Regions from separate parts of the Homo sapiens genome. Here regions 1, 3 and 4 are each linked to region 2. The links are chromatin contacts, found by Hi-C in ENCODE. All regions are on one chromosome and are shown on one strand. The core of a region is the stretch at or near the end of the contact, and the rest is flanking DNA. Distances in the headings are between cores, read along the strand shown.

The links. A loop is a pair of places that touch in the nucleus more often than their neighbours do. Pooled maps may share reads with other maps.
Region 1: a loop to region 2 is called in a pooled map, with 11 times the contacts of the local background. The contact joins the enhancer-like site here to the promoter of CCL3L3 in region 2. A Hi-C loop is called at or near these places in 2 of 37 single-sample maps with no recorded cell type and 2 of 50 pooled maps.
Region 3: a map with no recorded cell type shows a loop between it and region 2 (9-fold over the local background). The contact joins the enhancer-like site here to the promoter of CCL3L3 in region 2. A Hi-C loop is called at or near these places in 2 of 37 single-sample maps with no recorded cell type and 2 of 50 pooled maps.
Region 4: a map with no recorded cell type shows a loop between it and region 2 (11-fold over the local background). The contact joins the promoter of RFFL here to the promoter of CCL3L3 in region 2. A Hi-C loop is called at or near these places in 4 of 37 single-sample maps with no recorded cell type and 2 of 50 pooled maps.

Annotation. Positions count from the first base shown.
Region 1 is chr17:37,823,438-37,826,205 of GRCh38, reverse strand. No RefSeq gene overlaps it. Among named protein-coding and RNA genes, the nearest start is that of HNF1B, 80 kb to the right of the region's middle. RefSeq lists enhancers at 618-1,365, 1,123-1,417. Within about 2 kb of position 1,250, at least 3 of the 41 ENCODE cell types and tissues checked have a DNase peak (open chromatin) inside an H3K27ac peak, as active enhancers do.
Region 2 is chr17:36,195,308-36,198,007 of GRCh38, reverse strand. It overlaps CCL3L3 (C-C motif chemokine ligand 3 like 3), which reads left to right and starts at 1,250. Exons shown (of 3, transcript NM_001001437.4): 1 at 1,250-1,410; 2 at 2,096-2,210; 3 at 2,632-2,700. The coding sequence starts at 1,335. LOC128966706 (a long non-coding RNA gene) reads right to left here. Exons shown (of 2, transcript XR_008485584.1): 2 at 1,541-1,878.
Region 3 is chr17:34,377,294-34,380,056 of GRCh38, reverse strand. No RefSeq gene overlaps it. Among named protein-coding and RNA genes, the nearest start is that of CCL1, 15 kb to the right of the region's middle. Within about 2 kb of position 1,261, at least 3 of the 41 ENCODE cell types and tissues checked have a DNase peak (open chromatin) inside an H3K27ac peak, as active enhancers do.
Region 4 is chr17:35,062,427-35,065,126 of GRCh38, reverse strand. It overlaps RFFL (ring finger and FYVE like domain containing E3 ubiquitin protein ligase), which reads left to right and starts at 1,420. Exons shown (of 7, transcript NM_001017368.2): 1 at 1,420-1,551. The region is part of intron 5 of RAD51L3-RFFL (RAD51L3-RFFL readthrough); the gene reads left to right. RefSeq lists enhancers at 1,239-1,338, 788-1,583, 670-1,869 and a silencer at 1,579-1,648.

The DNA.
Region 1 (2,768 bases), core at 1-2,500, 1.6 Mb before region 2:
CACTCTGCATCCCTTTTTGCCAGGCCTAGGAGGCTGTCTGGGCACAGTGACATGTGGTCACCATGATGTAAGTTCTGTGCCCACCCCCAGGAGACACAGTCCAGAAAAGACATATCCAACCCTGGCTAGGCATTCAAAACACATATGAAGACCAATGAAAGCAGCTTCCCAAAACCCACCCCAAGAGATTGTGATTCAGGGCTAGGATTTGTGTATTTAACAAGGTCCCCCAGGTGACACGAATCTGCCTATCAGAACCAACAGATACTGTTGCAATAGATACAAAGAAGCACGGGGACCAAAGAGAAGGAGGTCCCACATAAAGATCTGTGGAAGGCTTTCCAGCACAAATGATGTCCCAGCCAGGTCTTGATGGCTGGGAAGGGCATTCTGGGTCAAGGGAATGACATAAACAAAGACAGAGACAGAGACATTGGTGCACATGGGGTGAACAAATGGGGACAGGGCAGCAGGGTTGAATCCAAATGACAAGAATCCATTCCTGGGGGACGATCAAGCGTAAGTCACCCACCACTCAGCTGGGCTCCCAGAGCCCTTTTAGGTAAGAAGCCCATATTTTGGCAGTCCCCAGAGGAGTTCCTCTGCACCCCCATTTTTCATGCAGCTTCCATCCTATTTTCAGTCCCATTTCCTGTCTCCCTCTTTCTCATGTTCTTTCTCTAGTTAGACTGTGGGCTCCTGAGGTCCCATGGCCATCAGGGAAGTATTGCCATGGACTTCTTTGATAAATAGGCCTGATTTAAGAACTCTAAACTATCCTGGCTGGATATAGGAGACTGCTGAAGCTGGCAGAAATAGTAGTCCCTAAAGCCAATATCTACAGCCACGCATCTCCAGTGTGGCAGAGAAGGGTCACCTTACTTAATATAAAAGCAGTATCTGGAGCATGAAGGTCAGGCCCCAGAGAGGCCTGCACATCATGCTGCACTTCCATCTTTTTTCTTTTTTGAGCCCAGAATGAGGAGGTTAACGTTAGAAACAACAGAGAGGATGCCTGTGGGATGGGAGGGCAGATCCTCAAAGACCTGCCTGAGCCCTGCCTGAGCTGGAGGGGAGAATCCACACGCTGGGTGACTCAGGCTGTAGGAATGAGCTCTCACCCCAGGCTCCCATCTATCCTTCCACATCTTTCCATGACTTCCTCTCTCCCCACCCCTCTCCCTCTTCCTCCAATGGGCCTGGGCTGGGTTGGCATGCCGGTGCTCTCTCTTAACTGGACTTTTCTAACGGGCCTGCCTGTTGCCTGGACATGTTTTCTACAAGTAAATGTGCTGGAGAGAGGAAACAGAAGTCCTCAGCACGTGTTTCCTCTCTTTGGACCAAGTGGCCTCTGGGGAACCGGTGAGGATCTGAAGTTCCCAGCCTCTGCACCAAGCTGCAGACCCAGGTGTCTTTTGAGCAATGCCCTGCGCCACAGTTCAGTGCCACCTCGCCAAAGCCCGAACTATCTTGTCTGCTGTCCGGTTATAAATTAATCTCTTGTCATCAGTGATTAACTTATTCAAGACACAGGAGCTGCTGAACCAAAACAGCCCCTTGGGGTGAAAGAGCCTCCAGCATGGTGTGGCGTGTAGGTCTGCCTGTGACCCTGGCCATGCTGGCTCTTGTGCTGTGTCAGCAGGGCTGCAGGGATGGCCAGGGCAGGGGTCCGGCTCTGGGCACTGCTGCCCTGGAATGTTCACTGAGTGCCTCGAAGTGGAGATCCATGCTGCAAATATCTAGGGCTTGTTTTTGTGTGTGTGTTTGTCTGCAAGGAAGGCTTTGAAAAGGGGGTTGGGGTGGGCCACGTCCCTAGGGGCACATGTCACCTGAATACAAACAGCCTGGACTGATAGAGGAGCAGAGGGGAGCCCAACTTTGGAATTCACAGATGTTGAGGGGAGTTATGGGCCACCTATTATAGCATAAGCCATTACAGTGGAAAGAGGCCTCCAAGGTCATTAGCTCCAACTTCCTAATTCTATAGAGGCCAAGGAAGAAGGCTTGACTCACCCAAGGCCACACTCTAGAGCCAATGGGGAGGAAAAGAACAAATGTCAAATCTTGTCTATATGTCAGATAAAGGCTCATTTAGTCACCACCATGATGATAGGCAACAAACAACTTCCTTAGGAAAAAATTTCCAAGGAATCCTTCTATACCCCACCACTACCATTTAAAGACCTCAAAAGTAAGATTTCTCTGATTTTTTTCTGAATAGCCCTGGTAGATTTGGTCTCACTTCTTAGTTCAGGGCACCTCACAGCAATTTAAAAATGGTGCCTTTATTCACCTCTAGGGTGGTCCTCCCCCAGAAAACCGTAACCCCAGCCTAACCAGGAGAAAAACATCAGAACAACCCAAAGCAATGGATGTTCTACAAAGAACTTCACCCCTACTACTCAAAACTGTCACGGTCACCAAAGCCAAGGAAAGCCTGAGAAACTGTCACAGACTGGGGGGCTAAGGAGACACGATGATTGAGTGCAATGTGGCACCCTGGATGGGATCCAGGAATAGGAAAAAGTCATTAGGAAAAATTAGTGGAATATGAATAAAGTGTAGAGTTTAGTTAACAGTAGTGTAACAATGCTGGCTCCTTAGTTGCAACAAATGGACTACAGTAATGTAAGTCTATGGCCACACCACCCTGAACTTGTCTAGAGTAATGTAAAATGTTAACAATAGGGGAAACTTGGGATGAGATACACAAACTCTGTACTCCTGTTGCATCTTTTCTGTAAATCTTTTTTTTTTTTTTTGAGATG
Region 2 (2,700 bases), core at 1-2,500:
TAATTTTTTCCATGCCTAGAGTTGGCATGGCATATATATATCTTTATACAATTCTTCAAATTTTATAGAATTTGTATAATGTTTTATCTTGCTTTTTTTTTAACCACTGATGTTATAAGCATATTTATGCCACTTCATTCACGTTAGAGACTTAATAATAAAGGATCTTGTGGATAATTTATCATTCCCTGATAGAGAAAAATTTAGCTTTGCTTATTTTAGAGTTATAAATGATGCTGGGTCAGGTATCTTTATGTTTGAAGATGGCTCCATATTTGGGTTGTTTCCACAGAACTCTTTCCCAGAAATGCTTTTTCTAGGTTAATGGCTACACATATTTCTAGGCACCTGACATACTGACACCCACCTCTAAAGTATTTTTATGATCCACAACTAGCGTTTAACACAGCGCCCCAGTCACTCCGAGACTAATAAATAGACAAATGACTGAAACGTGACCTCATGCTTTCTATTCCTCCAGCTTTCATTGAGTTCCTTTCCTCTGGGAGGACTGGGGGTTGTCTAGCCCTCCACAGCATCAGCCCATTGACCCTATCCTTGTGGTTATAGCAGCTGAGGAAGCAGAATTACAGCTCTGTGGGAAGGAATGGGGCTGGAGAGTTCATGCATAGACCAATTCTTTTTTTTTTTTTTTTTTGAGATGGAGTTTCACTTTTGTTGCCCAGGCTGGAGTGCAATGGCATGATCTCAGCTCACCACAGCCCCCACCTCCTGGGTTCAAGCGATTCTCCTGCCCTCAGCCTCCCGAGTAGCTGGGATTACAGGCATGTGCCACCACGCCTGACTACTTTTGTATTTTTAGTAGAGATGGAGTTTCTCTTTCTTGGTCAGGTTGGTCTCAAACTCCTGACCTCAGGTGATCTGCAGCCTCGGCCTCCCAAAGTGTTGGGATTACAGGTGTGAGCGACCATGCCTGGCTGCATAGACCAGTTCTTATGAGAAGGGATCAACTAAGAATAGCCTTGGGTTGACACACACCCCTCTTCACACTCACAGGAGAAACCCCATGAAGCTAGAACCAGTCATGAGTTGAGAGCTGAGAGTTAGAGAGTAGCTCAGAGATGCTATTCTTGGATATCCTGAGCCCCTGTGGTCACCAGGGACCCTGAGTTGTGCAACACTCAGCATGACAGCATCACTACACTTAAAAATTTCCCTCCTCACCCCCAGATTCCATTTCCCCATCCGCCAGGGCTGCCTATAAAGAGGAGAGATGGCTTCAGACATCAGAAGGACGCAGGCAGCAAAGAGTAGTCAGTCCCTTCTTGGCTCTGCTGACACTCGAGCCCACATTCCATCACCTGCTCCCAATCATGCAGGTCTCCACTGCTGCCCTTGCCGTCCTCCTCTGCACCATGGCTCTCTGCAACCAGGTCCTCTCTGCACCACGTGAGTCCATGTTGTTGTTGTGGGTATCACCACTCTCTGGCCATGGTTAGACCACATCAGTCTTTTTTTGTGGCCTGAGAGCCCCGAAGAGAAAAGAAGGAAGTTCTTAAAGCGCTGCCAAACACCTTGGTCTTTTTCTTCACAACTTTTATTTTTATCTCTAGAAGGGGTCTTAGCCCTCCTAGTCTCCAGGTATGAGAATCTAGGCAGGGGCAGGGGAGTTACAGTCCCTTGTACAGATAGAAAAACAGGGTTCAAAACGAATCAGTTTGCAAGAGGCAGAATCCAGGGCTGCTTACTTCCCAGTGGGGTCTGTTCTTCACTCTCCAGCTCACCCTAGGTCTCCCAGGAGCCCTGTCCCTTGGATGTCTTATGAGAGATGTCCAGGGCTTCTCTTGGGCTGGGGTATGACTTCTTGAACCGACAAAATTCCATGAAGAGAGCTAAGAGAACAGTCCATTCAGGTATCTGGATCACATAGAGAAACAGAGAACCCACTATGAAGAGTCAAGGGGAAAGAGGAATATAGACAGAAACAAAGAGACATTTCTCTGCAAAACCCCCCAAATGCCTTGCAGTCACTTGGTCTGAGCAAGCCTGCCCTCCTCAACCACTCAGGGATCAGAAGCTGCCTGGCCTTTTCTTCTGAGCTGTGACTCGGGCTTATTCTCTCCTTTCTCCGCAGTTGCTGCTGACACGCCGACCGCCTGCTGCTTCAGCTACACCTCCCGACAGATTCCACAGAATTTCATAGCTGACTACTTTGAGACGAGCAGCCAGTGCTCCAAGCCCAGTGTCATGTAAGTGCCAGTCTTCCTGCTCACCTCTAGGGAGGTAGGGAGTGTCAGGGTGGGGGCAGAAACAGGCCAGAAGGCCATCCTGGAAAGGCCCAGCCTTCAGGAGCCTATCGGGGATACAGGACGCAGGGCACTGAGGTGTGACCTGACTTGGGGCTGGAGTGAGGTGGGTGTTACAGAGTCAGGAAGGGCTGCCCCAGGCCAGAGGAAAGGGACAGGAAGAAGGAGGCAGCAGGACACTCTGAGGGCCCCCTTGCCTGGAGTCACTGAGAGAAGCTCTCTAGACGGAGATAGGCAGGGGGCCCCTGAGAGAGGAGCAGGCCTTGAGCTGCCCAGGACAGAGAGCAGGATGTCAGGGCCATGGTGGGCCCAGGATTCCCCGGCTGGATTCCCCAGTGCTTAACTCTTCCTCCCTTCTCCACAGCTTCCTAACCAAGAGAGGCCGGCAGGTCTGTGCTGACCCCAGTGAGGAGTGGGTCCAGAAATACGTCAG
Region 3 (2,763 bases), core at 12-2,511, 1.8 Mb after region 2:
TCATTCACAGGAATTTTGTGGTTTTCTGACATGTGTCTCCACTGTAGATATTACTACTACTCTGCAGTTGGAAACTTATCTTTTTCTAACTAATTAACTAAGTAAGGCCTGGAGAAAAATGAATTTACATGTTTCATTAATTACATAAGGGTCCATTTTACAGCCTTAATAGCCAGGCGGAGTAAGTGGACCAAATTATGGAGAATGGGTACATTTTGTAAAAATACTTAAAAGTACCATTGCGGAGAGAGTGACAGTTTCAAAAAGCTTGTTTTTAATGTTGACAAAAATCATGATCAGAATTTGCTTCCATTTACTATAATTCAGGGGTCAAAAACTGAAAAGCTGAAATACCTTCAGAGTCCCAGGAGGAGCTGACTATGACTAGAAAACGCATGGCATCTAAAGGGGACAGGCAGGGTGTTAATTTGCTCCAGGTGATAGGCAGCAAGCAGGAGTTACATTGTGTCATCTACTTTTCTAATTGATCAAGGAAGGCCGGAGATTTTATGAGATTTGATGTTTGAATTTTGAAGATTAAACGCTTTCAATAAAATATGTGCTCCAACAATATATGGTGGGCTGAGGCTTAGACTACTGGTTTGCATCTTCTAATGTAATTGAATTACTTTCGCCCCTTCCTAACTTATTTGAAGTTTGGTTTTAAGCAAATGCATTTGTGGTTTTGATGAACATCATATGGCCAATAACTTTTTAAAAGCATCTGTGAAACAATTCTAACTGGTTTGAATTTGGAAAAAAAAATCAAAAAAGGTGGCTTAATTTCACAGGTTTCTTTAAAGGGCATCTGCCAAGTAGAAGACTGGCAAGAAAAAATTGGTTCCTAAGGAAGAAGTACAGGTAGTAGGTTGCGTAGTTTGAGGACAGGGATTTTATCCACAAGGAGGTAATTATATGACCTGCTGCTACCTTTCTTAGGGCCTTCTGATTATATAGTAACCTGTTTCCTTGCTACTTTGCTTTGGTTCAAGCAGTTTCTTCTGCAGGTTTTCTCATAAATGAAAACACTGCAAGAATACCAAAGACAGCAATGTTTGTGTTAGTGATTTAAAACATCTGCATGGGGCCAACATCGATTACTGAAAGTCAACTAATGAGAATTAGAGACTTCTGAAGTATACCTGTTTGCTTACGGGTCTCACTTTGAGGTGGCTGGAAGGTTTCGAAAGAATAGTTTTTCTTGTTTTTTTTTTTTTCTGTTTCGTTTTTGCTCAAGTTCCTCTTTCTGAGATCTGGAGACTGTCCGCGGTTCCCTGCTCACTGTTGTCCCTGGAGTCTGCCTGAAAGAAAGCATTTTTTAAAACTGTTGAAATATTTTGCAGTTTTCTACACTGTATTTGTAAATATTTATCTTTTGCTAAGTTTCTGTTTCTTTATCTTCTGGACTTAAAATTTGCGGCAGTTCTTAGGGTAGCATTGCATGTTGTAGAAATTGATAATTGCATTGAGTTACTCATTATAGTATGTAACTCTGGGGTGGAGTTTGTTTAATGTGTACAGGGACTAGAAGGTCAATAAAAATGAAAATGGTTGTCTGGATAGTGGAGCTACTACAATTTGTTAAACCTATACATCTTTTCAATAAAAATATTAACATACTTTTTAAGGAGACAACTTAAAAACAAGTTACAAATGGGAGATTATGTTGCAATACACATACCAAAAGGATTAATATAAGAACATATCAAGAGCTCCTTCAAATCTGCAGGAGGCTCTATTCTCATTTAAAAGGGTTTAGAATGTATTTCTTCACACCGTTGACTTTGAGGTTGGCCATGTACCTCCCTTGAGCCAATAGACTGTTAGCAGATATGGGCCAGGCACGGTGGCTCAGGCCTGTAATCCCAGCACTTTGGGAGGCCGAGGCGGGCGGATCATGAGGTCAGGAGATCGAGACCATCCTGGCTAACACGGTGAAAACCTGTCTCTACTAAAAATACAAAAAATTAGCCGGGTGTTGTGGCGGGTGCCTGTAGTCCCAGTTACTCAGGAGGCTGAGGCAGGAGAATGGTGTGAACCCGGGAGGTGGAGCTTGCAGTGAGCTGAGATCGCGCCACTGCACTCCAGCCTGGGTGACACAGTGAGACTGTCTCAGAAAAAAAAAAAAGAATGTTAGCAGATATGACATGCCAGATCCCAGCAGAAGCTTTGAAAGCATTGCAAGTTTCTGATAATCCTCTTTCTCTTGGACCCTCTGCCAGTAGAATGTCCTGTCCTGAGCAAGAGCTGTTCCTTTAGCTGGACCCTGGAATTGGGAAGACTTGTGACAAAGACTGACATGACCCACAGCTTAATGAAGGGCTGCAGTTGGCCCGCAGACTTAAGAGCAAAAAAGAGAAATGTTTCTTGTTATCAGCCACAGATATTTTGGGGTTGCTTGTTGCTGCAGCAAAAGCTGGCCGATACAGAAATTAATACCTAGAAGAGAGAAATTGCTCTAACCAAAGGATAAGATGTACAGATTTGGCTTTGCAGCTGGGTGGCAGACAGCAGAGAAATTATTATAGGGGCTAGAGAAATGGCAACCTATGGAATGCTGTAGTGAAACATTTGGTAAAACTGTCACATATGATAACTCGGAGGGCAGAAAATAAACCTACTGAATTTATAGCTTTGGGAGAAGAGGTTTTGAGACAGAATTGGTTAGTGTGAGTTAGCTTTTACTAGCTACATTTCATGAGGTACTACAAGAAAGAAATGATGTCAGCAAAGGGCAGGCTCATTTGCAAGTGGAACTGAAAG
Region 4 (2,700 bases), core at 171-2,670, 1.1 Mb after region 2:
TTTAAAGTGTGGTTGAAGAGATAATGGTTGTCAGCTGCTATAAAGATGTGTTTATCATTCAGAAAGGACTAATTAACATGTACTATAGGGAAACTTCTTTAAACAAAGCCATTTTCTGAAAGGAAAACACTGAAGGGGAGGAAATAAAACAGGGAACATTTTATAATACCTTATCAAAGCTCAGCGTGGCTATCCTACTGGAATAATGTAATTAAGGAGAATTAAGTGAGTTGGATAAATAACTTTTTAAAACTAGCCCCTTGAATAGAAAATTAAGTAGTATAGTTTTTAAACTCAAATTCTGTCTGCACGTACATTTTAATTAACCTAACATTATTGAATGACAAGCTGAGTTGGCAGCTACATCCAGAGTTCATGCCATGTGAGACCTACCTTAAAGGATGAACGAAGCTGGGTGCAGAGGCCTCAAATGCCCTGCTAAGAAATAGCTGATGGCCTTGGGGAACTGTCATACATTTTAAGCAGGAAACAGAAGGATCTAATAGGAACTTTAGTTTCTCTCTTGTCAAATTAAAGCACACAAAAAGCAAGGACTTGATCTTTTTTTTTTTTTTTTGTATAACACCAATGTCAATTCTAGCCTGTCAGGGCAAATTCAGTAATTAATAGCTGTTGATGAGCCAGTCATTCTAGATTGATTTTTTAAATAAGCAGGCTAATAAATGAGAATTGACATAAATTTAGGGATGTCTCTTTTCAGAGCAAGTGTTAAGGTGATTTTCATAGTCTTCTGTATTCCCTATGCATCCAGTAGGTGTGATGGTAAATGATTTGGCTTTAGCATAGAGAATGTGGCAGCTGATTAAAAAAAAAAAATTCCAGTGCATCTATCTTAATGAGAGAACTTGAGTTGTCTGAAGAAATAGAGAGGTCAGAGGAGGCCTAGTGGGAAAAAAGAACAATGAGCCTGGTTAGAACTGACAAAAATTCACCCTAATGATTTGACTGGCTAATGATGACTGGGCAAGTTCCCTGAGTCCACTGACCCAGATGTTCTAATTTGTAAATGCAAAGTGACTTATTTATCAGCCTCCTGGGGAAATCTTCAGAGCTGTGAACCTGCTATGTTCAGTAATCTTGCTGGCCCCAGCCCCAGCCTGTTCTCAGATGAAATTTTAGAAACTGGCCACTGGAACTTTTTGGGTAAGGGCTCTGGAGGTGGCCAAGTTACCAGTAGTGGGGGAATGAGGTTTACCTGCCCCCAGTAATCAGCACTTGATTTAAAACAATCAGTGAGCTGCCTCTTCTTTCCTAGGTTGCAGTTGACTGCGGTTGGTTCAGGCTGAGTTGTTTGGGAAGTACAAATTTTGCCCAGCGTGAGTCAGCACTGCCCTGGGTAAACTCCCTGCTGTGTTGCAATCTTGCTTACCAAAGATACATCCCCAGGCGGCACCATTCACTTCACATGAAAGCCGCTGCTCTTGGTTCCTGAGATGATCTCATCTGAACATGGCTCCAGCGACCTCAGCCACAGGAACTAGAGACAGCTTGCTTTCTGTCGTGGCAATGTTTTGAAACTGGCAAAATCAGGTAACCTCAAACTGTTTTCTTAAGTTTCATTAGCTAGATGAAGCTGCATTAGAAACTGGGAAAATCCTGTCTTCAGAAGTGAGTCAGGTTTTTTTTTTTTTTTTTTTTTTTTTTTTTTTTGAGACGGAGTTTCACTCTTGTTGCCCAAGCTGGAGTGCAATGGTGTGATCTCGGCTCACTGCAACCTTCACCTCCCGGGTTCAAGTGATTCTCCTGCCTCAGCCTCCCAAGTAGCTGGGATTATAGATGTGCGCCACCATGCCCGGCTAATTTTGTATTTTTAGTAGAGACAGGGTTTTGCTGTGTTGGTCAGTCTGGTTTCGAACTCCCAAGCTCAGGTGATCCACCCTCCTCAGCCTCCCAAAGTGCTGGAATTATAGGCATGAGCCACGGCCCCCGGCCAGAAGTTTTCTTTCATTTGAGTTCTGGATGTGGAGTTAGGTCCAATTAAATCACTGATTATATAAATCTTAGAAAAGTAAAACGTTAGGTTTACAGCTTTATCCGTCATTTGCTCTTGTATTTTGTTTTTTTGTGTGTATCTTGTGAGAAACACTTTAGTCAAACTAAGCCATTGTTAAAGGAAAAGAAGTGAAGGCATTTGGTTGCCTTCCTAATAACTAAATATTGAGTTGTGGAGAACACTGTCTTATCAGTGAGTTTGTTCCCATATTCCTTTCTGAATTAATAGGAAGAACCTCCCTCATCTCTAATTCTACTAGGCTACTACTCTATCTCCCTCCTGCTTTTCATCGCCAAACTTTTGAGTCCTTCACCTAATCAGACTATGATATCTCTAGGTAGTCGTCACCCTCCAAATTACGTTTCTGCTCCTTATAATTCCAACAAATTGCCCACGTTCTCTTTCACCTCAGACCTTAGCATATGTAAGCGTTCTTTTACACACCTTCCCCAAGCTTAATCTGGCCAACTGGTTTCAGCCTAGAAGTCACCTCTTCCATGAAGCCTCTTCTTACTTACCAGGGTTGAGTACTCAGGAGAACCTGGTATTTACTCCAATCATAGTATGTATTGAGAATCAGGGTCTGCTTTGCTAGAATTGTATCCATGGTACGTTGCACATAGTAGGTTCTCAGTAAGGGTAGAATGAGCAAGAGCCTGTACTGTACTTTCTCAACTCTGATCCTC